Linked DNA regions of Mus musculus: region 2 is linked to region 1. Evidence: chromatin loops called from intact Hi-C (ENCODE). Cell type or tissue: left cerebral cortex. All regions are shown on one strand. Each heading gives the region's core, and the rest is flanking DNA. Links, peaks and the distances in the headings are about the cores only. Region 1 holds the start of Septin14 (septin 14). Region 2 has its middle 27 kb from the start of Zfp11.

Region 1 (16,449 bases), core at 4,011-12,010:
GGAAGGGACCATAGTCACTCTAAAAAGAAGCTTAAATGAAAGGAATCTGTGTCCCTCATCAGCAACTGCTAACTACAAGTTGGCTGGAGTTTTATCAGCCCTGGCTCAGATTAAAATGCTATTTCGAGAGCATTGATGACACAGTCCATATTGATTTCATCATCTTGAAACACAATCTCATATTTACCTTGCAAAACTCCCCAAGGGTAATGGCGGCCTCTGACCATTCTCTTTCCAACTTTGACCTCCTCCATACTTCCTACTACAGCAAATGGTAACAGCCCCTGAACAAGCATAAATGATACAAGTTAAACTCCTTCCAAATGATACGGCTTGCTCGGTTTCTCTTTTCTTTCTGGGATATAAAGTACAGAGGTGAAGTAGTTTAGTACATTCAACCACACAAATAATCTATCCTGTGTCAGATTTTAATACTTGGCAGAAAATAAGTACTAATTGGTTTTTTTATAAGCATTAATCCCAGGCTGACATATAATTAAAAATTACCTACTTAGTATTTCCTAAAACAAGGCATCCTGATGCATGCGATACAAAGAGAAAAAGAATTGGATTGTTAATACATATAATTTTTTTCACATTCTCTTTAAACACGAAGACAATATAGATGAGTTGTTATGAAAACTATTTTTTTATTTTCTTTTTGTGTTTTATTTTGGTTTTGGTTTTCAAAACAGTTTCTCTTTGTAGCCCTGGCTGTCCTGGAACTCGCTCTGTAAACCAGGCTAGCCCTCTCGGATGCTGTGATCAAAGATGTGCGCCACCATGCCTAGCTGAAAACTAATTCTTTTAGGATTTATTTTATTTATATGAGTATACTGTTGTTATCTTCACCAGAAGAGGACATTGGATCCCATTATAGATTATGATGAGCCACCATGTGGTTGCTGGGAATTGAGCATAGCATTGAACGATGCTTTTAACCACTGAGCCATAGTTTATAAGTTAACAGTTTATAAGTTTATAAAGTTAATAAGTTAATTAGTTTATAAGTTAATCTATTAAAAATAAAAATTAAGCTGGGCTTGATAGTGCATATCTTTAATCCCAGCACTAAGACGGCAGAGGCATATGGATCTCTGTGAGTTCAAGACCAGACTGGTTTACAGAATGAGTTTCAAGACTGCCCAGACTAATAAACGATATCGTATGTCTTCAGGAGGGCTAGGAAGATAGTTTCATTGATCAAGTGCTTCCTGCGTAAGCATAAGGTCCTGAGTCTGATAAGAAAACCAGGCATGGTGGCACATGTTTGTACTGTCAGCACTGGGGAAATGAGAACAGGAAAACGGACCTGAAGGACTTGCCAGTCAGCCACCCTAGCCTTGGTAAGATCTCAGCCAATGAGAGACCCTGTCTTAAAAACAAAAGCAGACAACTGAGAAACAACACCAGAAGTTGTGCCCTGGCTTACACATGTGCACGTGTGCATACACACACACACACACACACACACACACATACTATGGGCCTGCCCACATGAACAGGCATATGCACACAGAAGAAATTCTATGGTGCTTTTACATGTCAAGAACACATTGTATATTTCAAAAACTTGAAAGAAAATCTTTTGAAAGAAGATTCTAGGTTTGAATGTTATGCAATATATACATATAGACAAATACTACATGGTATCCCAGTCATACATAATTTTATGTTTTTTAATCAACTAAAAATAAACTCAAAATGAACTTTTAAAAATGCTTTTTATTTGCTTGTTCTTTCTTTGATCATTTATTTTTATTTTATGTTCATTGGTGGGTTTGCCTGCATGTATGTCTATTGAGGGTGTCAGATCTTGAAGTTACAGACAGTTGTGAGCTGTCATGTGGATGCTGGGAATTGAACTTGGGTCCCCTGGAAAAGTAGTCAGTAGTAGAGTCTTCACCCTTCATCAAGGAAGCTTCTCTTTGCAGTGGATTGAGAGCTTTACAGAAAACCACAACCCATAAAAATAGAGAGTTGGGGACTCCAGTCCCAACAGATGCATCTACAATATGACTCTGGGACAGAAATCCCAGTACTCAGGTAGTGAAAGTGGGAGAATCTGGGATTTCAGGTCAGCCTTATACATGCCACAGTAAATTCAAGGCCAACTGGGCTACGTGAAACCCTGACAAGAAAGGATGGAAAGGGAGGAAGGAGGGATGAAGGGAGAGGGGAGAGGGAGGAAAGGGAGAGGGAGAGAGGGAAAGTGGGAGGGACAGAGGGGAGGCAAGAGAATCTCCACAATTTTGAGGAAAAATACATTGCTTGTCAGATAGAAGAGAGAAAGCACAGGCAGTGTCCCACTTACCGAGCTGTTCACTTGAGCACTCGCTTCGTCATCGACCTGGAACTGATATATCTGGATGCCATTGCTGTTCAGCTCACTCATTATGTTGTTCTTGAACCTCTGTAGGTCGTTCTTTGAAAGCGAGTCAGCTTTGGCAATCAAGGGTATGATGTTCACCTGTTAAGGAGGAAGAGGATCAAATTTCACTATAATTCACTATCTTTCAGTCTAAACCCTGAACCTAAAAAAACAAAAACAAAAACAAACAAACAAAAAAAAAAAAAAACACCTGTATATGATTTGTTGTTGCTACTGCTGCTGTGACAGAATCTTCGATGGAATTCCGGGAAGAATGCTAGGCATGCCCACAGCTCTGCCCCCATCATGCTTGGCCACAGCGAATTTCCTGTTTCGGGGAATACTGAGGACTAAACCTCAAGTCTTGACTGTTCGAGGTCAACGTTCTACCTTTGAGCTGTATTTTGAGCCCTCGTCTTTTATCAGAACTCCGGTTTAGAAGTCTTGATCACAAGATCTTTTCTAAAAATCCCATGCCCCCGTGCCTCTGGAATTAGTATGATTTAAGTGGTCGAACAAACCTCACATTAAAATGTGGGGGGAGAGAGTTCCTCTCTCAGTGGTCATTCATGTAACTATTTCTCCATAAATGTATATTAACCAATATCTTTCATACACCTTGGCTCTACCCAATTCAGAGCTATATGTTTTTAAGTCTGTTATATGGTGCAAATGAATAGATATCAGCTTTGAGCTCAAATCACATTTGATGAAAAGACCTCACATTAAAATGTGGGGGGGGGGAGGAGTTTCTTTCTTAGTGGTCATTAATGTAACTCTTTCTCCGTAAATGTATATTAAGCTATATCTTTCATACACTTTGGCTCTACCCAGTTCAGAGCTATATGTGTTTAAGTCTATTATATGGTGCAAATGAATAGATATCAGCTTTGAGCTCAAATCACATTTGTTCAAATCCTTGGGCAAATCCTACATTTTTCTAAACATGCTAAACTGAGGTGAGGGTGGATCTAATAAATGAGTAGAAAAAATAAATGAACAGAATTTAATCTAAACTTGTAATATACCTTATAACTATTTATGTTATATAACATATATAATAGATAATATATATCATATATAATAGATATCATGGTATATAATAGTTATATATCATATAATAGTTATGTTATAGCTATTATATTATATATCATATATAATAGATAACATATCATATATTATATACCATAATATCTATTATATCTGACATGCAATATAGTTAATCCTCTATGAGAATACATGCTCACAATAAATTCAAGCAGTGGAGATTAGAATGGAAGTCAAGGTTAGAAATGAAAGTATTCTGGCATGAGTTCTGACCTTGAGGAGAATTTGAGGAAGCTATGAGCAGTTTAGCATGTGTTTCCATGCAACCATATTATAAATGGTCATTTTTAAGATTAAAAGCTTAGTGGTCTTATAGAAACAGATGAAAACTTTAAATTCAAGAGATTGAGAAAACTTGAGATAAAACACCCATCATCTAGTGTCCAACCACTGTCCTTATGAATAAGATGAACCTAGCCTTCAGTTAATTCTTCCATACAGCATGGGCCCTCTGTGCGAACTGGAGAACAGGCTGAATATGTTGGAGCAGAAGTACAGGATCATGTATGCTGTTAAGGACCCGGCTACTCCTGCAGTACATTCTGGGTAAGAGGAAAGTCACATATATCATGTGGCTGTAGATACATGCCAGGGGCCTGAGCCTAGAGCCTCTCCATGCCTCAATGACAGGATGCCCTCTGCCTCAAGAACTGAGCCACTGGTTCTGGCACCTAGAGCGAGGATCTTATCTTGTCCTTTATACCAGGAACTCATAAAAATGTTAAGAATTTTCTAAAACCCTGGAGATAAGAAGTCTGTCAAAGGAAATCCAATTTTGTATGGTAGCACCTGCAATACCTTGGAGGCTGTGGCAGGAGGATCATGAATTCTAGGATGACTTGAGCTACAAATAAGTTCCCCTGTGAACAAGGCAAGTCCACATGTCTCTTAGCATCCCTCCAGGTCTTGTCTGGGGTCTTTTTTTCTTTAGCAGGCTTCCTGTGTGTTCTGTACTCTGAATCTCCTCTGAGAGAATTTGAAGCCAGAAGCAGAAAAACTTCATGTTTCATTTGGTCAATGGTACCAGTCAAAGGGGTCATAGGATTATTTTATAGTATCATACAGTAAATTCAATTTTAAAAATATATACAAATGGCTGTCATCTGATTAGAATCCAGTCGCATGAAAAAAATTAATTTTTAGTGTTTTTTCCTGTATCTCTTTCTCTCCAAATAGGTAACATTGTCTTGTTTTGTTTTTTATTGCTGCTGTTGGTTTTTGGTTTGTTTTTTTTGTTTTTTGTTTTTGTTTTTGTTTTTGAGACAAATTCTCACTCTGCAATTCAGGCTGCCTAAAGACTACTGTAGTCCAGGCTGGCCTCAAACTCACAGCTATCCCCCTGCCTCATCCCTGTAACTGCTGAGATTACAGGAGTGCATCCTAATGCTCCAAGCAGTCATTAGTTTTACCTGGCATGATAGCTAAAGATGAATTCTATCAAATGTTAAATTTCCCTCCCCCTAAATGTTATATATTTATGTCTTAACCTTCTATCTCTCAAAAAAAATGTATCCATATTTGTAATAGAAACTTTTAGGTTACACTGTTGTAGTGGGGTCTAATCCAGAATGATTACCAACCTGAGTTGGTAATGATTCCCAAAACTGAGTTGGGAAAATCAGCATGTTAAAGCCAACCTTAGCTACATAGCAAGTTCAAGGCCAGCCTGGGCTATATAAGACCATGTCTTAAAAAAAAAAAAAAAAAAGAATGTTGTACATACAGACACCAGAGATAGGTCACATGAGGAAAAGCAAAAAGGTGTTTAAACCATCCACTCTATGGCATTTTGTTAGGAACGTCCTAGAAAATCCATTCAAATGCTTTCAAGGGCAACAGGAAAAAAATATTCAAATATATGCACACATATATATGCATATAAATGCTTCAAGATGCATTGAACCTTGAAGAGACTCAAGCAGCTCTCACACACCCTTCTGTCAATGCTCTTCATTGTTAGCAGGTCCAGGGACTTGAGGGAATGTCCTGTAGGGGTGATGAAATAAAGGCAGACATGGATGCGAGAATCGTGATAGTCAGCTAAGGAGCGCTTGATCTTCAGCTCCTCCTGGAGGTAGGCTTCAAACTGAGCATCTAGGTAGTCAACGACTGGCTGGTAGCTTTAAAAAAAAAAATTAGCGGAACATTAATAACATCAAAATCTGATGTCTTACTATGAGGTAATCAATACTATGTGCTCTGAACAGTTTGCTACTGGATAAAATTGATGCATTTCATGGCCATATAATTTCAGGTCCAGGGGTGGGAGTGGCTCCGTCGGTAGGAGACATGATAGCCAAGTCCTAATCCCTGAGGAATGTGATTTTATTTGGGGGGAAATGGAATTACAGATGTAATTTTAAAATTCAAAGCTGGTTATAACCAGTTCTGTATTACAGTTCTGTAATCCTAAGACCAGGAGGCTGGGACAGGAGGACACTGCTCTGAGCCAGACTAGCCTGGATTACTTAGTAAATTCAAAGCTAGCCTGGGCTACGTGGCAAATCCCAGGCTCAAGAGAGAAAGAAGAATCAAACAAACATAAATTTGACAAAAATGTCATGGGGACCCCTCAGTGCACATCCTCAGTCAGGTGACAGTTGTCCTTCAAGAAAGGACCTCAACCGACAAAATGCCTCCTGCACAACGCACCACCCATGTGCAAGTCTACAGGGCATTATTTGTTTATCTATCTATCTGTTTATTTGTTTGTTTGTTTATCTATTTTACTGATGATCAATATGGGAGGGTAGAGCTTGCCTCAGGTGGTGCCTAGATGGTATAAGAAAGGAGGCTGAGCAAGCCACAAAGAGCATGCCAGTAAACATTACTCTTCTATGGCTTCTGCTTCACTTCCTCACACAATGGACTATGTCCGGGGATGTGTATGCCAAATTAACGCTTTTCTGCCCAAGTTGCTTATGATCATGGTTTTTCATCACAGCAATAGAAACCGAACCAGGACAGTAGACCAGGCTGGTGGAAAGCTCACAGCAAATCCGCCTGCTTCAGGCACACCCAGCTCTGACACCTTGATTCCAAATTTTTGGACTGTGGGACGGTGACAGAATAGGATTCTGTGGTTTGAAGCATTGGTTTAGGGTGATTTATTACAGTGGATTGGTTACAGCAGCAGTGATTTAGTTACAGCAGCAACTAATAGAAGACACACTGTGGGTCTTATTTTACCACAGAACGAAGTGTGTAGGGCTAAACTGACTTCTAAAACTTCTAAACATTTTCTCTAAGTAACTATGTAAAGTAACATGCCATATGCCTTTGCTTCGTCCTTTTTCTATCTGGTCCTCATTCAAAACATGTCCTGAAATGGTAAAATAATAGTTTCCATTTAGTCTTCTCAGTAAAGGGGAAAAAATACTAATTTTTAGAGCTATCTGGCGTCAAGTCAAGTATGGTGGTACACACCTTCAATCCCAGCACATGGGAGGCAGAGGTAGGCAGATATCTGTGGGTTCAAGGTTACCCTGATTCTATATAATGAGTTCCAGGCCAGTCAGTGCTGCATAGTAAGATCCTGGTCTTAAAAAAAAAAATCTCTACTTCATTTTTAAAGGGAAAAAAACACATCATAATAAAGTCTAAATGCCTTTTTGTGCTGACTTTAAAATTTAATTTAAAAAAGTAAGAAACCACTAACCTGGCTTCCTTGTTTATCTGATCACCATACCCAACTGTCTTCACGACAGTCAATCTCAGTGGAATATTTCTTTCCAGAAGTTCATATGTCTTCACCGTCAGTCCAACCTTCGAGTAGAAATGAGAGGACTTGGTCTCTTTTAGATTTGTATTGAACAGTGTATTGATCAGGGTTGTTTTTCCAATTCCAGTTTCTCCTGTAGGGAACATAAAGTCATCATCACAGAGGCATAAGAGTAAGTGAACCTCAACCACCACCTCCAGTGGGAGTGGCATTATTTGAGAAGGATTAGGGGGTGTGGCCTTTTGGAGGAGGTGTGTCACTGGGGGCGGACCTTGAGGTTTTAAAAGTCCAATCTGGGCCTAGAGTCAACCTCTCTCCTCTCTCTCTCTCGCACACACACACTTTTCTCTCTCTTTCTCCTCTTCCCTCCCCCCTTTCTTCTTCTTCTTCTTCTTCTTCTTCTTCTTCTTCTTCTTCTTCTTCTTCTTCTTCTTCTTCTTCTTCTTCTTTCTCTCTCTCTCTCTCTCTCTCTCTCTCTCTCTCTCTCTCTCTCTCCCTCTCTCTCTCATGCCTGTGGATCAAGATGCAGAACTCTCAGGTACTTCTCCAGCACATTGTCTGCCTGCATGTTATACATACTCCCTGCCATGATGATCATGGACTAAACCTCTGAAACTATAAATCAGCCCCAATTAAATGCTTCCCTTTGTAAAAGTTGCCATGGTCATAGTGCCTCTTCACAGCAATAGAACACTGGCTAAGACACACAGAGATCTGTCTGCTCAGCCTTCTAAGTGCCAGGATTAAAGAAATTTGCACCAGGCAGTGGTGGCACATGCCTTTAATTCCAGCACTTGGGAGGCAGAGGCAGGTAAATTTCTGAGTTCGAGGCCACCCTGGTCTACAGAGTGAGTTCCATGACAGCCAGGGCTACACAGAGAAACCTTGTCTTGAAAAAGAAAAAGAAAAGAAATTTGCCACCAGGTGAAGTTCAAGTGGTCTTCAATATTTAAACAATTCAGCTAAGAGAAGACTATGTATATATATATATATATATATATATATATATATATATAGAGAGAGAGAGAGAGAGAGAGAGAGAGAGAGAGAGAGTCTTGAATTGACATCAATATTATGCTGTTTGGTATCAGTTTAAATGAGTAAGAGACAAATTTAAATGCAGTGTCTGGCACTTACCCACACAGAGAATATTAAAAGAGAATCCTTTCTGGATTGATTTGTTCACCAGCTGAGTGGGCAAACATTCAAACCCAAAATGCCCAAGAGTGGATAAGCAACGGATGTTCTCCTTTTGCTTAGGAACAGAAACAAAAAAGGTTCTCATTAGAATCAGAAATAACATCATTTGAAAAGACAAAGCTGATTATGTTTTTTTCAAAAAGATCAGGACTGGTTATCCCTTTATTGTCTGCTTGATGCAAATGTGTGAAGTGAATTTGTGCAAAGAGAACTCACAAAGATGCTGATGTTCATGTTATAAATAAATTGAATCAACTTTTGACCACACTCTAAGAGGCCATGTCTCTAAAATGGAAGGAAAGAATTGAAGAAAAGAAAATGCCATGATAAACCCCAGGGTATTATTCTAAAATAGCAATGGCTTTTCTATATTAAAAGAAAGTTTTAATAATATTTGGTGTGTATTATAGTAAGAGAACCTAAGGTAGGTATAGTGGTACACATATGTCTTTCCAGCACTCAGGAAATCAAAGCAGAAAGATCAGGAGCTACAGATCAGCCTCAGGTACCTAGTGATTTAGTAGCCTACACATGAGATCTCTAAAGTAAAGACATTTTCACCAGGGGTGGTGGTGCACATCTTTAATCTTGGAACTTGAGAGGCAGAGGCAGGCAGATCTCAGAGTTGAAGCCAAGCCTAGTCTACAGAGTGAGTTCCAGGACAGTCAGGGCTGTATAGGAAAACCCTGGTTTTAAGAAAAGGAGAGAAAAAATTGAAAAAAAAAATTACAACCTGGCATGGTGGTACATACCCTCAAACCCAGCACTCAAGGGATGCAGAGGCAGGTGGCTTTCTCAGAGTTTAAGGTCAGCCTGTTCTACCAAGTAAATTCTAGGCCAGCTAAGACTACAATTGCCTGTTAATATATGTGACACAGACAAAATCAATTGGAAGTATAAAACTAAGCAAGGAGGGGTCTGGAGAGATGTCTCAGTGGTTAGAGCACTTCTGCCTTTTCAGAGGACTGGAGTTTGGTTTCCAGCACTCACATCCTCTATCTCCAGCTACAGGGAATATGACACCTTCTAATGGCCTCTAAGGGCATGTATATGTGCGTATATATACCCACTCACACATATACACACAAACACATAAATAAAAATAAAATAAACCCTTAAAAAGCTATTCAGATGGTTTCAACTTTAAATTTTTATACACCCTTTGAGAACAACTAATTTTGCACCAAATTGCTAAAGAAGCCTTCTGCTAACACTGCCACCCAAGAGTATTAGAAGATACATCAATATTATCCCTAAATAACTGGTTAATTCTACAAGGCAGAAAAATAATTCAAAGAAATAATATATTTTAGGAATATCTAATTTATTTTACCCATGAAAATCTCTCGTAAGTTTAAAAGTTCCACAAAAACCTAATGAAGGTGTATTTATTATAGCGCTTTTTAAATGTTAATGCACATTAATTGTGTAAATCAATGGATGTCACACATATGTCCAACCTGCACTGGTCAGGTCTATTACTCTGCTCTCATTTTATGGTTGGGGGTCACCATGTAAGGAACTATGTTAATATTAATCCCTGCAGTGAGTCCCAAGGTGATATAATGGAAGTTTGTAGGGAGTGATTCCTATACTCTGATAGAGATGCTACATGTGAACACTGAAGGTCCTGTTCCCTAATTGGTTCTTGATCAATCAATAAAGATGCTAGCAGCCAATGAGCTCTGTGGAATGGGCAGGACTTCCAGTTTTCCCCACAAGGCAGGCTAGCAGAGGCAAGGGAGGAGAAAGTGGTTTCACCATGCTTCGGAAGAAGAAAGAGACATCAGCCATGTGAGATCTCTGGTGGAGTGGTTGTTAGCCACTTCCCTGACTAGACTAGGGTAGCAGGCGGGGGATTTGAAATGCAACTAAGCTGAGGGAAGATTTAGGGTGCTGAGCTAGGACTAAAGGTAACTGAATAGCTAAAGTTGAGACAGATTTAGGGTGCTGAGCTGGGAGTGAAGGTAAGGGCAAGGAAGGCTTAGCAGAGCCAAGCCATTGAGCTAAAGCATATCACAAATAACGGACCCTGTAGCTGATCCAGAGACTTCACCAGTGGGCACTGGCTTAAGATGGGACTGTGAAAGTTTGCCTGGTGTTAGCTTTTACTCTCCAGGCACTGGACTCTAAGCTGAAGTCCTATGCTTTCCATCTTCTCTCTTTCTCTCTCTCTCTCTCTCTCTCTCTCTCTCTCTCTCTCTCTCTCTCTCTCTCTCTCTCTCTCCCTCCCTCCCTCCCTTTCCTTTTCCTTTCTTTCTCCCTCCCTTTCCTTTTCCTTTCTTTCTCCCTCCCTTTCCTTTTCCTTTCTTTCTCCCTCCCTTTCCTTTTCCTTTCTTTCTCCCTCCCTTTCCTTTTCCTTTCTTTCTCCCTCCCTTTCCTTTTCCTTTCTTTCTCCCTCCCTTTCTTTCTCTCTTTCTTTCTTTCTTTCTTTCTTTCTTCCTTCCTTCCTTCCTTCCTTCCTTCCTTCCTCTTCTTTTTTTTTTTTTTTTGTTGAAAACAGGGTCACTCTACATAGCCGTGGATGTCCTGGAACTCGTTATGTAGACCAGGCTTGCCTTGAACTCAGAGATCCACCTGCCTCTGCCTCTGCCTCTGCCTCTGCCTCTGCCTCTGCCTCTGCCTCTGCCTCTGCCTCTGCCTCTGCCTCCTCTGCCTCTGCCTCCTCTGCCTCTGCCTCCTCTGCCTCTGCCTCCTCTGCCTCTGCCTCTGCCTCTGCCTCCTCTGCCTCTGCCTCCTCTGCCTCTGCCTCTGCCTTCTGAGTGCTGGGATTAAAGGCATGTACCAGAGGCCTGGCTCTGTTCAACTTTTCAATGAATGGGATTTTGTCCCATAGTGTGGTGCCTGAAGTTTGGATACTACTGCTCAAGGCTGCCTCTTGGTTACCATGGCTGCTTTCTAAGCTGATTCATGCCACAAAGGACCTTCACAGTTTTATGGATACATCAGGGCCACTGCCGTGTTGAAGCTCAAAATATGAGTCCATCTACTGGGCCATGCCACTGTTATGTAGCCATGGAGAAAAAAAATGTATCACATTATATCTCATGTGAAGAAGCTTAAAAACTAAATTACTTGAAAACAGAAAACTGTGAGACAAAATTCTATTCATTGTAAATTGAAGAAGGCTGAGAGTTGTGGTGCACACCTTTAATGCTACACTCAGGAAGCAGAGGCAGAGGCAGGTAGATCTCTGAATTCAAGGCCAGCCTGGTGCCACTTTCAGTGCCACTGCTACTAACATCAGAGTGGCCATTAAAAAGATACTGTACACTCATAGTTGTGTGCACCACACTTGTGTGAATAGCTAGAATGTCCCCACCCCTAGTGTCCCTTAGCAACAGGCTCTCTTCAAATCAATCACAGCATGAACTATCCCTAAATCTATCAATTATAGCCATAGATGCTTTAGTGAGACAGTCATGTCTACTTAGAATCAAAGCCAAGACACACAACAAATTCAAACACCAAGATACATACTGTGTCACTTTTAAATGTGGTCAAGACAGATGACCTAACACACATACAAATATGAATGCAGGTGCATAAGAAATATGGTTTTTTAAGTAACCTGGCAGTTCCAAAAGAACACAGTAACTCTCTAACAGTAGTTCCCAAAGAAAATGGTATTGAAGTAATATCTGATGAAGAATTTTTAAATGTTTTACTATAGTTGTTTAGTATGCATTTTGGTGAAGAAAAATACAGTGAAGACTTGGGTAAACAAAGTCAAAGATGAAAAGGGATACATTATAACAGACCTCATAAAAATATAAAAGGACACTAGACAGATCCAAGCTGGCAGGTTAGAGCCCTTGCACTCACCAATTTCTCCTGTGGGTTGAATCCAAACACCTAGAGGGCTGCCCAAAAGTTCAGACAAGCTTGGAGAAACTCAGGAGACCTTAGACAGTGGAACTGAGGGAGCCCCAGAACTAATGACGCCGCCACTTAGCAGAGAACAGGGTGAGAAATGAGAGAGCACCTAAATGGACCCATCACAGGAGCCATGCTGTGCTGAAACACTCCCTCTTCAGACAGTGACAATGGGATCCCCATAGGAACTGGCTCTCAAGAAGTTCTGTGTTTGTGAGCCAGGTCTATGGTAGCCTGTGCCTTTAATTCCATGACTCAGGAGGCAGAGGCAAGGGCAGGTGGAGCCAGCCTGGTCTACAGAATAAGTTCCAGGACCTGCCTCAAGAAAACAAAAAAAGAAGTGCTGAGTTCTCTAAGAAGATACAGAAGCATCCTGGGGAGCTATCTTGAGAAGACCCCTGAACTTGTCTCTGTAGGAGTCACAGCTCCCGGTTTTCTTGTCACTGGGAGAACTCAACAGTATTCTCCCAACTCAGCCTAGAAGCATAGTTTTCCCTTGGTGGAAAAATATCTGCTACAAACCCACTGAGGGCTTCTTGCAGTTCAGAAACTGATCTGTGACATGGAAAGTAAATGATTTCCTTGAAGACTGGCAGCTCAGATAGCCAGCTGGGGTATGGGGAAAGAGATGTTGCAATCATTTCATGCACCAAAGTCCCAGAATACCAGAGTTGTGAAAGGCAGATTGGTGGGTAGGGTTTCAGTAAGTTAGAAGTCTTCTGCACAGGGAAGGAAATGATTGACAAGTGGAGAAACAAGCTACAGCATGGTAGAAAATCTTCTCCAGCTAGTCATCTGACCAGATACTGATTAGCTATTATCTCCTGGACTTAGGGAGAGGAAGATCCCACACTGCTGTAACAGGGCCTCCTTCCTTTCCTGGGCTTTCCCAAATGGGGAGGAAGGATGCAGTGGGAGGGGCTGAGGACAATATGAATAGCTCGGGACAGTGAGTGGGTCTCTGCACCTCTTTATCCATGAAGTACTTTGTTATAGTGATACAAAACTAAAAACACCCCTAGAGTGACTTTAAATCTTGATTTAGTCTCCTTTGCTTTTAAATGAGAATGTTTTGCATACACGTGTGCAGGCACACACACACACACACACACACACACACATACCAACAAAGTCAAGAAACATTCTGACAATTGTTTAAACCACCATTTACATTTAAATCTAACCAATAGTAAGGTTCATGATCTGTTCCCAAAGATAGCAAGCCTCTTTAGCTGTCAGGACCTGAATCAACTTAGAGCCAGTCATTTTGAAACTACTTATTGAAGTGCATAACGCATATATCATATACAAAAGATGCACTCAACTGGATCTTCACTGCCAGGTATTGGCACCGACGTGTTAGTTGGTTTTTCCGCCATGTCAGACCGAAATGGCTAGAATAAAGAGAGAAAACTTGGTCAGTCCCACCTACAAAGGTCCGATTCTTTCATCTTAGACCCTTAGAGGATTCAACTGTGCTGTTCCCTTCACACTTCTGACTTGTTTGAAGTTGTATCTTTCATCCTAAGCAAGCATGCGTGTGCTCAACAGCATAGTCAGTATATGAAGTAAAGGCCATTTAACCAGTGATATCCAACGTGAAAAGATTAAACTCTCTCCAAATCAAGAAGTTACCGACATCATCTTCTTATGGATTGTTTTTTAGCCAGTAATGAATTTCATTGGGTCATTCCAGGCACGCATAACAGTGTACCCAGTCCTCCATTTAAATGGCTCTGAGCATGAGAAAAAGAAGTCACACACTCAGAGTGACTTCAATTTCCAGAGGGGCTTAAACCTGAAGCTGAAGTAGCAGCCAGGAGAATTGAGAAGAGGGGAAATTAGGGATGTTGCAAAAGGGAAGCAGACTTCTAGAGTCTACACAAACTCTCTAGGAACCAAACCAAAGCCAGTTTTGTTTTGTTTTTCATTTTTACGAAGCACCTTTACGCAGGTAGCATTGTGCCGGATGATCTACCTCCTGCAGTAGTTAAAAGACATCTAAGATCTTCAGACTCAGAAATATCAAGTGACTTACCTGCCCTGGGTCTCAGCTGTGAAGTGCGCAGTCTGAACGGACTCGGAGTCTGGTGTGCTCTCCCTTGCTATCTGTGGACGTGGACCAAATTAATAGTCACCGTATTTGCAACAGTTGGGAACAAGGGAGTTAAGGTACAAAGGAGAGTACTGTCCTGATTTCTCAGCAGAACAGTTTGAGAAGGCCATGCTAATCTACATTTGAGTACAGCGCAAAGATACTGAGAACATGAGACTTTTGAAAAGGGGATTTATGTGGATTTGTTTTACATATGTGAGTATCATACCTGCATGTGTGTGTGTGTGCCCACCATGTGCAAGTCTGATATCCTAGAGGTCAGAAGAGATCATTGGATGCCCTGGTGTTAGATATATGGACACTTTAAAAAGGAAGACTCACACATACTTGTGAACTGCCATGTAATTGCTGGGAAACCCAGGTCCTCTGTAAAAACAGAAAATGCTTCTCTGGTTTTTCAAGACACAGTTTTTCTGTGTACCTTTGGCTGTCCTGGAACTCACTCTGTAGACCAGGCTGCCCTCGAAATACAAGATCCACCTGCCTCTGTCTCCTAACCTAACCCAACCTAACCTAACTGTCTTAGTCAGGGTTTCTATTCCTGCACAAACATCATAACCAAGAAGCAAGTTGGGGAGGAAAGGGTTTATTCGGCTTACACTTCCATGCTGCTGTTCATCACCAAAGGATGTCAGGACTGGAACTCAAGCAGGTCAGGGAGCAGGAGCTGATGCAGAGGCCATGGAGGGATGTTCTTTACTGGCTTGCCTCACCTGGCTTGCTCAGCCTGCTTTCTTATAGAACCAAGACTACCAGCCCTGAGATGGTCCCACCCACAAGGGGCCTTTCCCCCTTGATCACTAATTGAGAAAATGCCTTACAATTGCATCTCATGGAGGCATTTCCTCAAATGAAGCTCCTTTCTCTGTGATAACTCCAGCTGTGTCAAGTTGACACAAAACTAGCCAGTACAATTGACCCCTTGTCAACTTGACACACAAACACATCACTAGTAAGCCTCAACTCTTACAATCTTATTCATCCCCATTCTAAATAACTTTAAAAGTCCCACAGTCTTTACATATTCTTAAAATTTCAATCTCTTTAAAATATCCATCTCTTTTAAAATCCAAAGTCTTTTTACAATTAAAAGTCTCTTAACTGTGGGCTCCACTAAAACAGTTTCTTCCTTCAAGAGGGAAAATATCAGGGCACAGTCACAATCAAAAGCAAAAGTCAATCTCCAACCGTCCAATGTCTGGGATCCAACTCACAATCTTCTGGGCTCCTCCAAGGGCTTGGGTCACTTCTCCAGCCAGGCCCTTTGTAGCACACACATCATCCTCTAGGCTCCAGATGCCTGTACTCCACTGCTGCTGCTGCTCTTGGTGGTCATCTCATGGTACTGGCATCTCCAAAACACTGCATGACCCCTTCAGTCCTGGGCCTTCATTTGCAACTGAGGCTGCACCCTCACCAATGGTCTTCCATGGCCTCTCACAGTGCCGAGCCTCAGCTGCTTTGCGTGACCCCTTCATGCCTTCAAAACCAGTACCACCTGGGTGACCCTTACATATTACCAAGTCCTGCTGCAGCAGGAGTACAACCTTGGCCATCTCTGGAACACAGCCTCTTTGTGCTTTCAGAAAACACTTCCCAGAAGTTGTCACCTCAATGATGCTGGTCTCTTCTTAATCACCGCTAATTTCTTAGCTCCAGCTAACCAGCATCAATAGTCCCAGTAATGCAAAGGTTTTGCTTTAGTAGTTCTGGTATCTTGTTAATCACAACTGATTCTTCAGTCCCAGCTAACCAGAACCACAGAATAATCAAACTCCAAAATAGCAATGGCCCTGAAAAGAGTCTTTAATTTTCCCTCTGAAACTTCACAAGCCAGGCCTCCATCTTCTGCACTGTTCTCAACATTATCTCCCAAGCTCCTACACAACATCCGACAGAGCTCTTAACAATGGATGGATCTTCAAGCCCAAAGTTCCAAAGTCCTTCCACAGTCCTCCCCAAAACATGGTCAGGTTGTCACAGGAATACCCCACTCTGCTGGTACCAATTTGTCTTAGTCAGGGTTTCTATTCCTGCACAAACATCATAACCAAGAAG
Region 2 (16,449 bases), core at 3,426-11,425, 56 kb before region 1:
AAAAAAGAAGCAGCTTACAGAAACAGAACCATATGTGAGCAATGATTTGTTAACTGCAATTGAAATGATCAGTCTTCCCGAGTTCCATCAAATTTCTTCTCTCAGGGCTGGTGAGATGGCTCAGTGGGTAAGAGCACCCGGCTGCTCTTCCGAAGGTCCAGAGTTCAAATCCCAGCAACCACATGGTGGCTCACAACCATCCGTAACGAGACCTAGCGCCCTCTTCTGGAGTGACTGAAGACAGCTACAGTGTACTTAGATATAATAAATAAATAAATCTTAAAAAAAAAAAATTTCTTCTCTCCCGTCAGCTAACAAGAACAAAGTGCAAGCCTGCACATCTTCCATATGCAAGGGGTCTATTAACCTCAGAGAATGATACTGCTGATGGCGCTGATGATAAATGGAATACAAAGCGTAACAACAGAACTATATCAAAGACGTCACCTGGTAGTACCTCTTCAGTATCAAGACCACCTTTAGTTTTACACCAATGTAATTTGGAAGGATTCCTTCCTAAAGAAGATAATCAAAACCAATGTGGTTCAGGTCATTCAGAACACACTTCAAGTGTTAATGTACTTCCTAATGAGAGCCATTGCCACCCAGATCAAAGTCCCAAGAGTTCTCTGAGTGAGATGAAACAACTCCATTTCCCAACCTCAGAAGGGAAACAGTATTACTTGGTAATATGACTAAGAAGAAGAAGAAGTGTGTGTCTTCAACTTCTACTGTATGCGACAGATTTAGATCACCAACCAAGTCCAGGATCAAATTGGAATAATGAGATAAATGGTCAATACTAATGACACCAGTAATAACACGCAAAGAAATACAGAGTGTTTTCTTGACTTGCCTTCTGAGTCTTCCAGTGATCCTAATGCAAAGCGCATGGAGCGAGTACAAAAGAACCCTGATACCTCTCACTTCCAGAAAACTGTGTCTGAAGATGCTGACATGGCGTTAACTGCTACTGACCTAGGCAGGATTGTAACAATTTCAAAAAGCAATAACAATCAAAATAAGAAAAAGGTAGGTTGCAGGAAGGAGATTTGCAGAGATTCAAAAGGTATGAGCTCCAATAAAAATAGAGAAAGCTCCAAGAGAGAATGTAAAAATAGCTCAGAAGTAGATGCTGAGGGAAAGACTGATGAAACCAGACCAGAAGGAGGCTCTGGTGTCCTGGGTGGCAGAGTGGATTCAGAAAATCCAAACTGCATTTCCAATACTGAACAGCCACCACAGGTAAACACGCAGAAGAAAAGAGCCCCCAGAACAGCTCAGATCAGGAGAACATTCAAAATACAAAGAGGAGGCAAACATATACGACAGATGAGCAAGAGGAAAAAAACCCCTTCTCTGGACATTCAGTCAAATTCCTTCAAGATGGTAAATTTGATCTGTATCAGAACACCCTACATCATAATTTAAGTGAGCCTTCTCGACGGACATTTGTGAGTCATAAATCAGAAAAAGATAACCTATTTCCAAATCAAGATGATTAAAGACACCATTTCTGAAAACCTAGAAGTTCCAAATGAATTTCATGAAGCTGATCTTTCCATCAAAGATAATGTACGTGACCATGAGACTCAGACAATGTTGGGCTCGAAAAAGTCTGTCAATGCCCAACAGAATTAAACAAAAATAAATAAGACTAAGCAGAAAGTAAATCGAAGAACAGAAATAATTTCTACCACAAACCACATATATGAGGACAATGATAAAGGGATTCACATCCTAGAAAAGGGCAACTTTCCCTTTCAAACCCAAGCAAATAAAGAAACCACCAGGGGAAACCTAGAGGCTACAGGAGAACTTGCAACACCTCTTCTTTTCACAAGAGACAACGGAAGCTTACGTGATTATAAGACCCAGAATGTTCTGGATCTGCAGAAGCAAATTCCTGGTATGTACCCTGATCGGAATGAGTCTCAAATTAGCAAAAATCCTAGGCGGAAAGTAAATCGCAAGACAGAAGTAATTTCTGGAGTGAATCGTTTTAATAGTGTATTAGTCAGGGTTCTCTAGAGTCACAGAATGTATGTGTCGTCTCTATATAGTAAAGGGATTTGTTGACGACTTACAGTCTGCAGTCCAACTCCCAACAATGGTCAGCAGCAGCTCTGAATGGAAGTCCAAGGATCTAGCAGTTGCTCAGTCCCACAAGGCAAGCAGGTGAAGGAGAGAGAGTGAGTAAATCTTCCTTCTTCCAATGTCCTTATGTAGGTCTCCAGCAGAAGGTGTATTAAAGGATATTAAAGGTGTATACCACCCCGCCTTTAATCCCAAATAAATTTGAACTCAGAGGTCTTCCTATCTTAATCTTCTGGAATTCATATCCACAGTGCCTCAAGATCCAGGTCAGAAACTTGTATCTCCCAGCCTCCAGATTAGGATCACAGGTGAGCCTTCCAATTCTGGATTGTAGTTCATTCCAGATATAGTCAAGTTGACAACCAGGAATAGCAACTTCAAGTAGTGACAAAGGTGTTTATTGTTCAGAAAAGGATGAGTCTTTCTTGCTACAAAAGGATGAAGACATTCCTGAAACCTTAAAAGACTTAAGTGAGTTTGATACACCTGCTTTTTGTAACAAAGATGGTACAAAGTCATGTGATTATAAGTCTGAAATACTCTTGGGGTTCAAAGACATGACCTTAATATGCAACCTGTTTGTGAAGATGATTCAAAAGTAGATAAGAAGCTTAGACAAAAGGGAAAGGGAAAGACAGAAATAATTTCTAAAATCACCCAAATACATGAACATGATGCAGGAAGTGCACATGACCCATTCAATAAGCAGCTCTGTCAGAAGGTTAATATATCAGAAATCACTTCTCAAATGAGCCAAATACATGAGACTATTAATGAAGATGGGAATGGCTTTAAAAGCTCTCTCAAAGATTGCCAAGAAGTTTAAGTTGTGACTTTGGGGAAATCAACAGTAATAAAAGGAAAAATTGTGATTCAATTCAAGATCCTTGCACACTAGTTAAAAAAACAAAACAAGGAAAACGGTATTGTGTCAAGCAGGGAACAGTTTGACAGGAGATAAGAACAGGTGTATTTTGCGGTTAACAGATTCTTCATAGGTGTCTGTCACCTCAGACTCTGGCTTAAAACACCGTCCAAATGAAGCAGATACTGGTCCCGGAGAGTGGACTAACCTGCCAAAGAAGCAGAAGCAATGCACTGTGAGGTCACCGGGAGATGCTGTCTCTGTGAGCGTGGGAAAGGCAGGAAGACACCCAGGCAAAGCAATGAGTGAAATGACCCAAGTCAAAGAAAAGAAGGCCCCCTCTAGGCTGTTCTTCTCCTGAAACTCATGGGACGGTGGAGATAACACCCAACACTGACCTCACTAAGGCTGTGACCCCCAACAGCCTGAGGAGGAGAACTATTTGGAGAATGAGAAAATTGCCAAGAGTAAGCCAGACTTTTGTACGAAGGTGTTGAAACCCTTATCTCAGACATGTTCATCTAACATAAAGAATTCTTCCTTGGGGAGGCTGGAGAGATGGCTCAGTGGTTAAGCGTACCGACTTCCAAAGGTCCTGAGTTCAAATCCCAGCAACCACATGGTGGCTCACAACCATTGGTAACAAGATCTGATGCTATCTCCTGGAGTGTCTGAAGATAGCTACAGTTTAACTTACATATAATAAATAAATAAATCTTTTTTTTTTAAGGGCTGGAGAGATGGCTCAGTGGATAAGAGCACTGACTGCTCTTTCAAAGGTCATGAGTTCAAATCCCAGCAACCACATGGTGGCTCACAACCATCTGTAAAGAGATCTGATGCCCTCTTCTGGTGTGTCTGGAAACAGCTACAGTATACTCATATAAATAAAATAAATCTTTAAAAAAAGAATTCTTCGGTAGTACTATGTCCAATTTTCTGAGGAACCGCCAGACGGATTTCCAGAGTGGTTGTACAAGCCTGCAATCCCACCAACAATGGAGGAGTGTTCCTCTTTCTCCACATCCTCGCCAGCATCTGCTGTCACCTGAATTTTTGATCTTAGACATTCTGACTGGTGTGAGGTGGAATCTCAGGGTTGTTTTGATTTGCATTTCCCTGATGATTAAGGATGTTGAACATTTTTTCAGGTGCTTCTCTGCCATTCGGTATTCCTCAGGTGAGAATTCTTTGTTCAGTTCTGAGCCCCATTTTTTAATGGGGTTGTTTGATTTTCTGAAGTCCACCTTCTTGAGTTCTTTATATATGTTGGATATTAGTCCCCTATCTGATTTAGGATAGAATGGATACAGAAAATGTGGTACATCTACACAATGGAGTACTACTCAGCTATTAAAAAGAATGAATTTATGAAATTCCTAGCCAAATGGATGGACCTGGAGGGCATCATCCTGAGTGAGGTAACACATTCACAAAGGAACTCACACAATATGTACTCACTGATAAGTGGATATTAGCCCAAAACCTAGGATACCCAAGATATAAGATACAATTTCCTAAACACATGAAACTCAAGAAAAATGAAGACTGAAGTGTGGACACTATGCCCCTCCTTAGAAGTGGGAACAAAACACCCTTGGAAGGAGTTACAGAGACAAAGTTTGGAGCTGAGATGAAAGGATGGACCATGTAGAGACTGCCTTATCCAGGGATCCACCCCATAATCAGCATCCAAACGCTGACACCATTGCATACACTAGCAAGATTTTATCGAAAGGACCCAGATGTAGCTGTCTCTTGTGAGACTACGCCGGGGCCTAGCAAACACAGAAGTGGATGCCCACAGTCAGCTAATGGATGGATCACAGGGCTCCCAATGGAGGAGCTAGAGAAAGTACCCAAGGAGCTAAAGGGATCTGCAACCCTATAGGTGGATCAACATTATGAACTAACCAGTACCCCGGAGCTCTTGACTCTAGCTGCATATGTATCAAAAGATGGCCTAGTCGGCCATCACTGGAAAGAGAGGCCCATTGGACACACAAACTTTATATGCCCCAGAACAGGGGAACGCCAGGGCCAAAAAGGGGGAGTGGGTGGGTAGGGGAGTGGGGGTGGGTGGGTATGGGGGACTTTTGGTATAGCATTGGAAATGTAAATGAGCTAAATACCTAATAAAAAATGGAAAGTAAAAAAAAAAGAATTCTTCCTTGGACAGTATGCGTAAGAATTCTCTACCTTTGAGTATTTCTTCTAGTAAAAACCTGATGCTGGAAGAAAATTCTTCCCTGGAGAGAACGTGCATCTTCCAAGCTGGTGATGACGCCATGAGAAGATAGAGGCAGGCACGCGTAATCCCCACCACAGAACACAAAAGTCGAGACCAGGTAGCAGAACGCCCCTGGTCCTGGTGGATGCCAGTTCTGCTTCAAGCAACACTGCTAACCCTGAGAATGAGTCGGAAGGGCAGTCCTCACACCTGATGAGAAGGAAAAGGCAGTGCCCGCCCCTCTCAACCTGTCAGAGCTGAGCCTTAAAGGGCAAGTGTTGCAGTGTCGCTAATGTGCTTTTGAGGAAGGTTTTGCCTGGATTAGTATTGGAACCCTCCTGAATATCACTGACTCATACGAATCTGTTCCACAGTGTGAACCTGGTAGAGATTAAGTCAAAAGGAGCCCTTTTTCTGCCTTTTTCCCCCTCCAGTTTTAAATTAATTTCGTTTCATTTAAATTCTATCTGACTACTGTCATTTTAAAAACTTTAATTGGTAGCTTTAATTTATTTTTAGTTTGTTGAATACAATTTACCAACCACCGTTTTCATAGCTATCACATACATTTATTTCTGGTGTTGCTCCCTAGAAGTCAGTGTGCTCTATATTTCCTTTGGTCCCAAAGAATAACAATTTTTTTAAAACTTTTTTATTAACTGCGGATATATAGTAGTGAAGAAAGACTGCTAGCTCTCTCCCAATTTACCCACTCCTCAGGTTCTATAATTATCAAAATTGTGCTCTATTTGATTCAGATGTTGTACTTTTAAAGTGTATCTCTGAGTGATTCCATTGCTAAATAAAGAATAAGATTTTTTTTCTGAAAAAAAAAAATTCAAACACCTAAAATTTTAGTCTCTTAAAAAAAAAAAAAAAAAAAAAGCCAGTCTCAGCTGGGCATGGTGGCACATGCCTTTCATCCCAGCACTCTCTGAGTCCAAGGCCAGCCTGATCTACAGAGCCATACAGGATCGCAACCCACAGTTTAAGAAGCTGAACTGTCATTTATACAATCAGAATATGTTGTCTGAATGACAAAAACAATCAAAGAAGTTGCCCTCAAAATGATCTTTCTCCAGTCCGGGCTGCTTGAAAAGCTAAAGGAGTGGGCTCTTGGATGGAGGTCGGCCCGCGATGATTGGCGAGATCTTCCTTGCCTATCGTTTTTGATTTTCAAGACAGGGTGTCTCTGTGTAGCCCGGGCTGTCCCGAAACTCGATCTGTAGACCAGGCTGGCCGAGAACTCAAAGAGCCACCTGCCTCTGCCTCCTGAGTGCTGGTATTATCCTGAGTACTAGCCATACCTTGTCTAAAATAATAAAAACAAGCAAACAAAAAAAAATGTTTCTAGCTTGAGTTTTGATCCCTTCTAACCTTCAAAACTGCAGCCTGAAGCTTTCTGAAAGGTAGAATTATTTATAATGCTCAATGTTATTTCTGCCTTCAAAGGCACAAGATTTTTCTTGTCACTTTTCAGCGCTTCTTGTACGAGTTATTTCCCATCAACACCCCCGCCCTGCCTCCTACCCACTCTTCAGAGTCCCCTGCCTCTCCCACATTTACTGAGCCAAGCTGTCCTCCTCCTGGGGCCTGCTCCTGCCTTCCCACCTTCCTCCTACCTATCTTTAACATCTGAGTTTTAAGACAGGCCAGGACTACACAGAGAGACCTGGTCTTGAAGAAAAAAAATTAAAAAGTCATTTAAAATCCAAAGCCTTTTAAAATCCAAAGTCTCTCAACTGTGGGCTCCTGTTAACTAAAAAGAAAAATAACTCAATACTTTTACTTCAAGAGGGAGGACCTAGGGCACTACCACAATCTGATCAAAGCAAAACCAAACTCCCAAACTGTAAATAACTTAATGTACAACTATCTGGGATTCACTCACTATCTTTTAGGCTCCTCCAAGGGGTTTGGGTCACTTCTCCCCGGCTCTGCCTTCTATAGCAAGCACAGCTTGTCTGCAGGCTCTGTTCCCCACAGCTGCTGTTCTTGATGGTCATCTCATGGTACTGGCATGGTACTGGCTGGGGATCTTCTGCTACAACTGGGCTGCACTTTCACCAGTCGCCTCTCCTGGACTCTCTTCATGGTGCCCACTCTCAACTTCTCAGCATGACCCCTTCAATCCTGGGCCCTCAACAGCCACTGAGGCTGCACCTTCACCAACGGCCTCTGTGGGAAGCCACATGTGCCATTGCAGAGTGGCACTGACTACTGCTGGCCACCACGCATAAGTTTGGACAAACAACCAATGTGTACATATGCAGTAAAGTTTTTTGCAAAGACACTGCCTGTCCCGGGCATGATAATGAGGCTTTGAGAGTATAACCAATCAGATGTGAGACATGCAAATGAGGTATGATAATGAGGCTCTGTGAGGTACAGAGAGAGAGAAGCCAATCAGATGAGGAATATGCAAATGAGGCATAGTGCATAACCAATCCGGGTGTGAGACACGCCTATCCTAGGCCTATAAAAGCAGCACCAGTTCTGGGCTCGGGGTCTTTTCGCCTCTACAATCAAACTCTCCCAATAAACGTGTGCAGAAGGATCCTGTTGCAGCGTCGTTCTTCCTGGCCAGTCGAGCCCGCGCAAGAGGCCTCTCCTAGTGCTAAGCCTCAGCTGTTCTTCAGGACTTCAAAATCAGTACCACCTGGGTGACTCAGCATCCATCAATTGTCTTAGAAAAAACAAAGCTTTTACTTCCGTGGTGCTGGTCTCTTGTTAATCACAGCTCTGGCTAACCAGAACCACAGATACTTCCCACAAACGGGCAGGCCTGTCACAGCAGTACCCCACTATCCTGGTACTATCCTGGTACTATCCTGGTTTCTGTTGTTGTGATGAAACACTAGGAACAGAAGCAAGTTGTGAGGAGGAGAGGGTTTACTTAGCTTACACAGCCACATCACTATTCATCATGGAAGGAAGTCAGGACAGGAACTCAAAGAGAGCAGGAACCTGGAAGCAGACACTGATGCAGAGGCCATGGAGGGATACTGCTTACTGGCTTGCTCAGCTCAGTTCTTATAGCACCCAGGACCACCAGCCCATGGCAGCCACACCTAGAATGGGCTGGGCCCCCCTACATCAATCACTAAGAAAATGCCCTACAGGCTTGCCTACAGCCCAATCTTCCTGAGGAATTTTCTCAGGTGAGACTTCTTCCTCTCCAGTGACTCCAGCTGATGTCAAGTTGCTGTAAAATGCTCACACATAAACTGCTACATTATTCCACCACAATACCCCAATGTGCCACCATTACATCCCATTATTCCAATGCTCCCTTATGCCACCACGATGCACTACTGCGAAATTTTGTTTTTGTGTGGTGTGCTGGCTAGTTTTATGTCAACTGGCACAAACTAGAGTCATCAGAGAGGCAGGGGGGCTCAGTTAAGAAAACTGCCTCTGCAGGCTAGAGAGATGGCTCAGTGGATAGGAGCACTGACTGCTCTTCTGAAGATCATGAGTTCAAATCCCAGCAACCACATGGTGGCTTACAACCATCTGTAATGAGATCTGATGCCCTCTTCTGCTGCGTCTGCTGCGTCTGAAGACAACTACAGTGTACTTACATATAATAAATAAATCTAAAAAATGAGAGAGAGAGAGAGAGAGAGAGAGAGAGAAACTGCCTCTGCATCAGTGCCTGCCTCCAGGTTCCTGCCCTGTTTGAGTTCCTGTCCTCACTTCCTTTGATGATGAACTGGATCTGGAAGTATAAGCCACATAAAGTCTTTCCTCCCTGAGTTGCTTTGGTCTTGGTGTTTCATTACAGCAATAGTGACCAACACTGTGACAGTACAGTCAATGAGCTATGGCAATGTACTATTTTGCCACCACAATGTTGTTTATGATGTCACTGTCATGGCTTTTGACATCACTTACCTTCAGTGTCCTTCACAATGTCCTGTCATGCCACCTTTGGGCCACCACACCGCTCCATTATGCCACAATGCTGAATTGTGACATCATAATGCTAAATCATTCCATACCAATGCTCCTTTGTGCTGATCCCTAATAGTGACACAACACTGTTACATCCGTTCTTCCACCGCAATACTGAATTTTGACATTCAAATCCTACATTATGTCTTCACAAGCCTGCATTTGACACCTGTGCTGAAGTCAGCTGTCACGTGACTTCTAACCATGCTGCATTTTGCTATCACAATGGTGACTGGTGATGTCCAAGTGTTTCACTGCGACATCACTATAATCTGTAGCGCCATCACAGTGCTATGTTGGTGTAGTCTCCCCTCCCCTAGCCTGAAACCTGCTTGCTCAGGGGTGGAGCTTCCTGCTCATTCGTTCTGCCACGCCCACTGCTGGAACCTGCGGAGCCACACACGTGCACCTTTCTACTGGACCAGAGATTATTCGGCGGGAATCGGGTCCCCTCCCCCTTCCTTCATAACTAGTGTCGCAACAATAAAATTTGAGCCTTGATCAGAGTAACTGTCTTGGCTACATTCTTTTCCCTCGCCACCTAGCCCCTCTTCTCTTCCAGGTTTCCAAAATGCCTTTCCAGGCTAGAACCCAGGTTGTGGTCTGCTGGCCGGACACAACAATTGGCGAACCAATGTGGGACTGAGAAACGGCAAAGGATTTTTGGAAGAGACGCTGCTGGTTCGGAGCTCCATAAAATAAAGGATAAGGGAAATTCATACCGGAGAAGGTATGGGCTAAGCTGAGACAGCGTTAAACCCGAGCGCTGGTTCACTTAGGTTCAGCAGTGAGGAGCTGGGTATCAGGCGGTAGGCCGTAGCTCTCCGAAGCTACATGAGGTGTGAGAAAAGAAAGGGTTTATTAAAAGGAATAGGCGGATTGCCCCAGTTAATAAAAAATGCATCATAAGGGAGGAAAATGTCCCAAAAAGCAGAGAGAAATATCTCTCTGGGCCTTATAGCAGGAGTACTCTGTTCCCTTTTGTGTCTTGTCTAATGTCCGGTGCACCAATCTGTTCTCGTGTTCAATTCATGTATGTTCGTGTCCAGTCTGTATGAATGAATGTTCTATGTTTTGTGTTGGATAATAAAGATGGTATAAAAAACTTTATCTGCAAAGCCGAGAGCTGCCACGTGTTTCAGCCAGGAATCAGACACGTGGCGGGAGGGCCCCTGCTGGAAAAACTGTTCGTTTTAGGAAATAAGGGCGAGTGCACAGCCTCTAAGTTTTGGAGTAAAAAAGCTAATAAATGGTTCATGATTAATGTGTTTGACAATGGTAAAGTGTTTTTTATTTTATGATTGTAGCTACAAAAATTATTATTCTCTGATTGGTCTAAATGTAACTGCTTCATTTGGTTCTTTTTTATTGGTAATGTGCTCTGAGTGTTTTCACAATCAGCTCATAAGTTGTTGGTTAAGATTAATAATTGTTACATTGCTACAGATGGTTAGTGTTAAATTTGATAACTCAAGTTTAGAGTCCTTCCGACACATGGCATAAGGCAGCCCAAGAGGCTGGGTCTCTAAAGATATTTCTAGTTTAGGTAATAATTAATGTGGTTCGTATCCTAAATAGTAAAATTTAAAATAAGATTTAAAGCAATGTCTCTTTATTAAAGCATTAAAGCTTGCTTTAATAGGTATTCATAGGTATTAATTGACATCCAAACTTTGTAATATGATAGTAATGCTTCTAATATTGATTTTAAAGATAATAAATTGTTTTAAACTTGGGTTTTGCTTTCCCAAGGTTACAGGTATTATCCTAACCTTGCACAAAAAACTTAAAAATTATGGTTAAAACTGCTATTGTTCCATTGACTGCAGCTTGCAGTTTGATTTCAAATTTAAGATCTTTAATTCACCTGTATACTGTAATTAAGATAATTACAAGAGTAATCATCTTATGAGAGCGCTCATACAGCTCACTTCATACAAAACTGTGACAGAGTTATCTAGTTATGTTTGTCTTTGTAAATAGATTAGACAAACAGTTTGGTTATAGTTGCTGCCTGGCAGGAAACTGTAGTACAGGCAATTTTTTCACAACACTAAAGTTGTGAAGAACGTTTTAACTGTAAGTCATCTTAAGAAAGAGTATCATAATTTAGAGGCGTAGACAGTTATATTGTTTCTCTAGAATCGGTCCTTATTACAGGAGGGCCAAGATGCTCAGATTAAAAAGTATTTTACGTTTGAGTCAATGCAGGGCTCTGGGCAGCCCCAGAGCGGCTTGTGACCTTTCTTTTGTTTTACAAACAGTGCCTGAGAAAGATTTTTCCCTGTGTTCAAGAGAAATTCTTTTTAACAGTGTTGCAGATCTATTCAGATGTTTAAAATAATGCTTAAATTCAAAGAGTTTTGCTTCTAGTGAACTGTAATCACTAGAAAATTCTGCCTCTAGGTATGGCTAATGTAACTTTACATTATGTAAGAAAAAATTTTTATTGTTTCTGCTTCTATACAAGAAGCCAAGAGTTTTAATCTTTCAGTGTATATTGTTTCTTAAGTGAAAAGTATTTTATTAACTAATGCTTCTTAAAGTTTACCTTAAATCCTTGCTCTCACCCAAAAGATTCAGAGACAATATCCTTTTATTACTTAGGGTTTTAGTTTACTACAAAAGTTTCTACAAAAAATAAAGCTTTTATAATTGTTATTAATTGGTAATTAAAAATTGGTTGTGCCCAAAACAATTCTTTGGCCAAAAAGAAAACATTATTGTAAAGTCATTTTTCTCATCCTCCCAGCCAATCGTTGGCCCACGTGGGCCCAACTAGCTTCTGTGGGGCAAAGTCTTAAGACACAGTTTCCCCTGTTCCAGCACAGATGATCTAGTTGTGTGCTGTAGATGTGTTTTAAAATGCTGAACAATCAAACCTTAATTTGTATATTAATAGTCAATGCCATATCTCTGAGCTCGCAATTGCTTAAATTGTTCATCCCTCAGATACTATTAATTCTCAAATTTACAATTGCTTATGCATATTTCTAGTTAATAAATAAATTATGCACATGTGACTCTTAATAACTTTGCAAGCCTTCTAGTTACAACTGCTCCTTAAGAAAATTGATTAAAAGTGCAATTAGTCACTGCCCCTTTACAGCCATGTATTTAAAATATTTTGTCAACTAGTTATTAATTCAAAAGTTTAGGTATTATAAAATTTTAAAACTTTAACTTCTTAAAAGACAAAAAAGAGAGAAATTGTATCCCCGTGCATACTATTTAGTGCATTCCCATGCACACTATTAAAGTCTTACCTTTATTTTCAAAATCTAATATTTTAATGTCAAAGAGTTTAATAAATGCTTTATAGTATCTTAAAGGGATCTACTTATTGGCTTATAGATTGATCCTAAAACAGCTACCTTATTAGAAAAGGGAAAAACAGGTTTTCTCCACAGAACGCTGCAGAAGCATATTAGTAAATTCGTGTGACGAGCTGGTAGGTAAGTTGACTCATGTCCTGATTGAATTGACTAAAAAACTAAATTAAATTCATATTTTAGATCCATCCTTACTTGTCATTTTTCCAGTTTAGACTAGCTTCTAGCCTTTTAACTTTATGGCAATAGTACATCAGAGACTGTATATTCAGACTTAGTAAAATTAGTCATTTAATAGAGTCATAATGATTTTTCTCCTTTCTTCAGTGTGACCAGCCATTCTAACTCAATCTTAGACTGGTCTAATATTCAGTCCAATGTTAGAGATTCCTATATTCTAAATTACCTAGCAAAGTTAATTCAGAGCACATCCCCCACTTCCCCTAGATCCCTAACCTCAGAAGGATTGCTGGCCTTACAGCTAGTAGTAAAAGCTATTAAAGAGCAATTGGTCACTTAATACATTGGTAAAATAGAAGGACCCCCTGACTAACAAATGGAAGGGTCCAGATCCAGTTCTAATTTGGGGTAGGGACTCAGTTTGTGTTTTTTCACGAAATGAAGATAGAGCGCAGTGGCTGCCAGATAAATTAATTTGTTAGATGAACACAGATTCTAAATCTTCTAAAGTATCACCTTGAGGACTAAAATTCCTCTTTTGCTTAAAAGTCGGCTTGAGGACTCAGGCTCCGAAAAAAGCTACTCTCTGAGCCAGCTCCTGACAGGAGGCCGGAGACTAGCCTCAGCTTTACAATTTGCATTTAAATAAAGTACCTAGAGTTCCCCAAAAGAAGTTCTGCTTTCCTACTTTCTCACTGTCCGAGATTTTGTCTTTCAAGCAGGTAAATCAACATTCTCGAGGCGGACCAGCGGATGTGCATCCCCGCGCCCCTAGAGCACACAGGTGGCTGCTGTTATCTCCTTTCCAAGGACATTTCCAGCATGTGGCTTTCAGTCTGAGTTAAAAATTAGGTTTACCAAGAGGGCTAGAAAAGTAGATATTTCTATATTAATAAAGATTGGTTTTTATTTTGATAGACAGGCTTAGTCCCTTAGCTGACCTCTGGCTTTTCACCCTTGCTGTTACTGCAAGGTGTCCTTAGGCTGTGGAAAAAACAGGGATGAGGAGAAACGACTTCCAGCTCCTATTTTAGCCACAAATCGTGGTGTTACTAACGACATAATTCTTGCTTAGGCTTTGCTAATTCTGAGGTTGATAATTCTCCTTTAGGAGCTGCACAGCACTCAGAACTGTGCATACTGGTTTGTGATTGTACAAATTCAGTATGGGCATCGCTTGGTGCAGAGGTACTGCAAGGGGAGGTCCGGCTTGACCATTTCTGAGTTTCCTGTGAGATAAACCCGGTTTAAAAGAGGTTGGTATCATATTTTGGTTAAAAATCAAAAATATTTTCCGGCTCTGCCTCGCCTCCCCAAAAGATACCCAGAGCCACATGTGTGGGTCTTATCAATACCCACGGGAGGAATCGGGTCCATGTCCACCCAAGCCAAGGTTAAAAGCCCACTCATCTACGGATGAGAAAATCATTTGATCACCTCAGTTAAGCGTTGCCTTATTTAACTTAATCAATAGGGGGGAGAGAGATTGGAGACGTACTATTGAAAGGGCAAGCCCTTCACTGCCTCCCACCCAAATAAAAAAGCCAATTGGCCTTGTACTACAAGAGCCGGTCGAACTCCTTCTCCCTGTTTCCCACCTATCATCCAAAAAAGCGGAAAAATATCAACTTAGTGTTATTATAGTGTATTTCACATTTGTTCAGTCAAACTTAGCCAGAGTTCCAACGCCCTACTTAAAATTCAACTAGAAAGTTACCTACCAAGTACTAATTAGCATTATAAAGTCAGAGCCTACAGCTCCAGGCTTTTCAGTTAGTTGTTCACTAAGATAAGAAAGGACAGTCTTAGCCTTATACAGTTTACCATAAGAAAAGTTAAGGAATCCCATGAAAGCAAGTTTTTTCTTTAGCCCTAGATTCCAGGCAGAACTATTGAGCACAGATAATTTTCCCCCCTCAGGCCAGCGTTTTCTTTTTTTAAATTTTGTTAATAAAAGGGAGGAGATGTAGTCTCCCCTCCCCTAGCCTGAAACCTGCTTGCTCAGGGGTGGAGCTTCCTGCTCATTCGTTCTGCCACGCCCACTGTTGGAACCTGCGGAGCCACACACGTACACCTTTCTACTGGACCAGAGATTATTCGGCGGGAATCGGGTCCCCTCCCCCTTCCTTCATAACTAGTGTCGCAACAATAAAATTTGAGCCTTGATCAGAGTAACTGTCTTGGCTACATTCTTTTCTCTCGCTACCTAGCCCCTCTTCTCTTCCAGGTTTCCAAAATGCCTTTCCAGGCTAGAACCCAGGTTGTGGTCTGCTGGCCGGACACAACATGTTGGGAAGCATCAAGGTGTTTTAAAGTGTTTTTCATTGCAATTCTCATTTGTATGTGACAACATTCCGTGAAATGACAGAGTCCTTCAGTATAATGTATGCAAGACCAGGTAGCAGAATGTCCCTGGTCTTAGATTTCCAAAGCCCCATTATGACTTCACAATGCTGAATTTTGACACTGCAATAACCATTTGTGCTAATGTAGTACTGAATTGTGGCTTTGTGATGCTATATTGTGCCATCATGATGCTGAATCTTGATGACACGGTGTTGAATTGTAAATATCACAATGCTATATTTGATCACAATGTCTCATCATGCCAGGAAAATGCCCTTTGGGCCATCACACAGTTCACATGTGAGAGAACAAGAACACGACTTAGAGTCACTTCCACTCCAGCCAGAATAGCACCCCCACCCCTGTAAACGCTTGTCCAGCTTGAACATCACCCTTTCCTGTGACTAACAGTTTCATCTTCCCAAAGTCAATGCCCTTAAGCCAAACACCACTAAGTCTATTCCTGTACATTCTACCTGGCTGAACTGGACCCCCACCCTTTTGACCATCACACTCCCCAGCCATGACAAAACCCCAGCCTGAAAGAGGAGTTTGTACTCTCGAATTGATGAGAAAGACCCAGGTCTATTCCCAAGTAAACCTGACTTTACAGTCAAGCTGTCTTGCCCTTCCGTTTCTTCCTCCACCTTGTCCCATCAAAATGCTGTTTTGTGACATGGTGACATAGTATCCCACTATGACCTAATAAAGCTGCATTATAGCCGACAGTGATGGTGCACACCTTTAATCCCAGTGCTCAGGAGGTAGAGGCAGGTGGATCTCTGAGTTTGAGGCCAGTCTGGTCTACAGAGTGAATTCCAGGACAGCCAGGGCTACACAGAGAAACCCTGTCTCAAAAAACTAACCTCCACTCCCAAAAGAAAATCAATGCTGCATGGTGACATTATCATTCTGAATTGTGGCTTCACATTGCTCCTTTTCACCATGAAAACATGTTGAAATTTGACATCACCGGGTTGCTACCTTGTGACATCACAACATTCCATTGTGACATCACAACATTCCATTGTGACATCACAGCATTCCATTGTGACATCACTGGATTTTTGTTCCATAATAAAGCTATGTGGTAACACCACAACGCTCCATCACTGTTATGCAAATGCTCAACTCTAATATCAAAATTCTGAGTTATGCCACTACAAAGAATCATTGACACTACACGATTCCCCTGTGCAATCACCACATTGAACCATAACATCTCAGTGTTGCATTGCGACCTGACAGTTTTCCATTGTGAAGGCAAATTTTCCACTGTTACAGTGACCCACTGTGAAATTCTTTGACTTTTGACATCCCAATGTTCCACTAGTGGTGTGACGTCATAAGGTCACATTTTCATGTTCCTCTTTCAAGTGACAATTCTCTTTGTTACTAACGTTCCACTGTCTTAGGGTTTTATTGTTGATAAAGAGGCACCA

Evidence for each region. Peaks named below come from ENCODE experiments on the same cell type or tissue, not always from the same donor. Only the 100,000 strongest peaks of a DNase experiment are listed, where the experiment ranks them.
Region 2: a loop joins it to region 1, with 2.1 times the contacts of the local background. A loop is called at or near these places in 2 of 42 quality-filtered maps.

What each region holds. Positions count from the first base shown.
Region 1 is chr5:129,690,606-129,707,054 of GRCm38, forward strand. It overlaps Septin14 (septin 14), which reads right to left and starts at 14,379. Exons shown (of 10, transcript NM_028826.2): 1 at 14,314-14,379; 2 at 13,601-13,669; 3 at 8,337-8,454; 4 at 7,137-7,332; 5 at 5,412-5,598; 6 at 2,315-2,470; 7 at 188-284. The coding sequence starts at 13,654. In left cerebral cortex, for the core only: no CTCF peak of the experiment used is centred there; a DNase peak (open chromatin) is centred at 8,381.
Region 2 is chr5:129,634,815-129,651,263 of GRCm38, forward strand. It overlaps the pseudogene Gm18390. Among named protein-coding and RNA genes, the nearest start is that of Zfp11, 27 kb to the right of the region's middle. In left cerebral cortex, for the core only: no CTCF peak of the experiment used is centred there; a DNase peak (open chromatin) is centred at 6,727.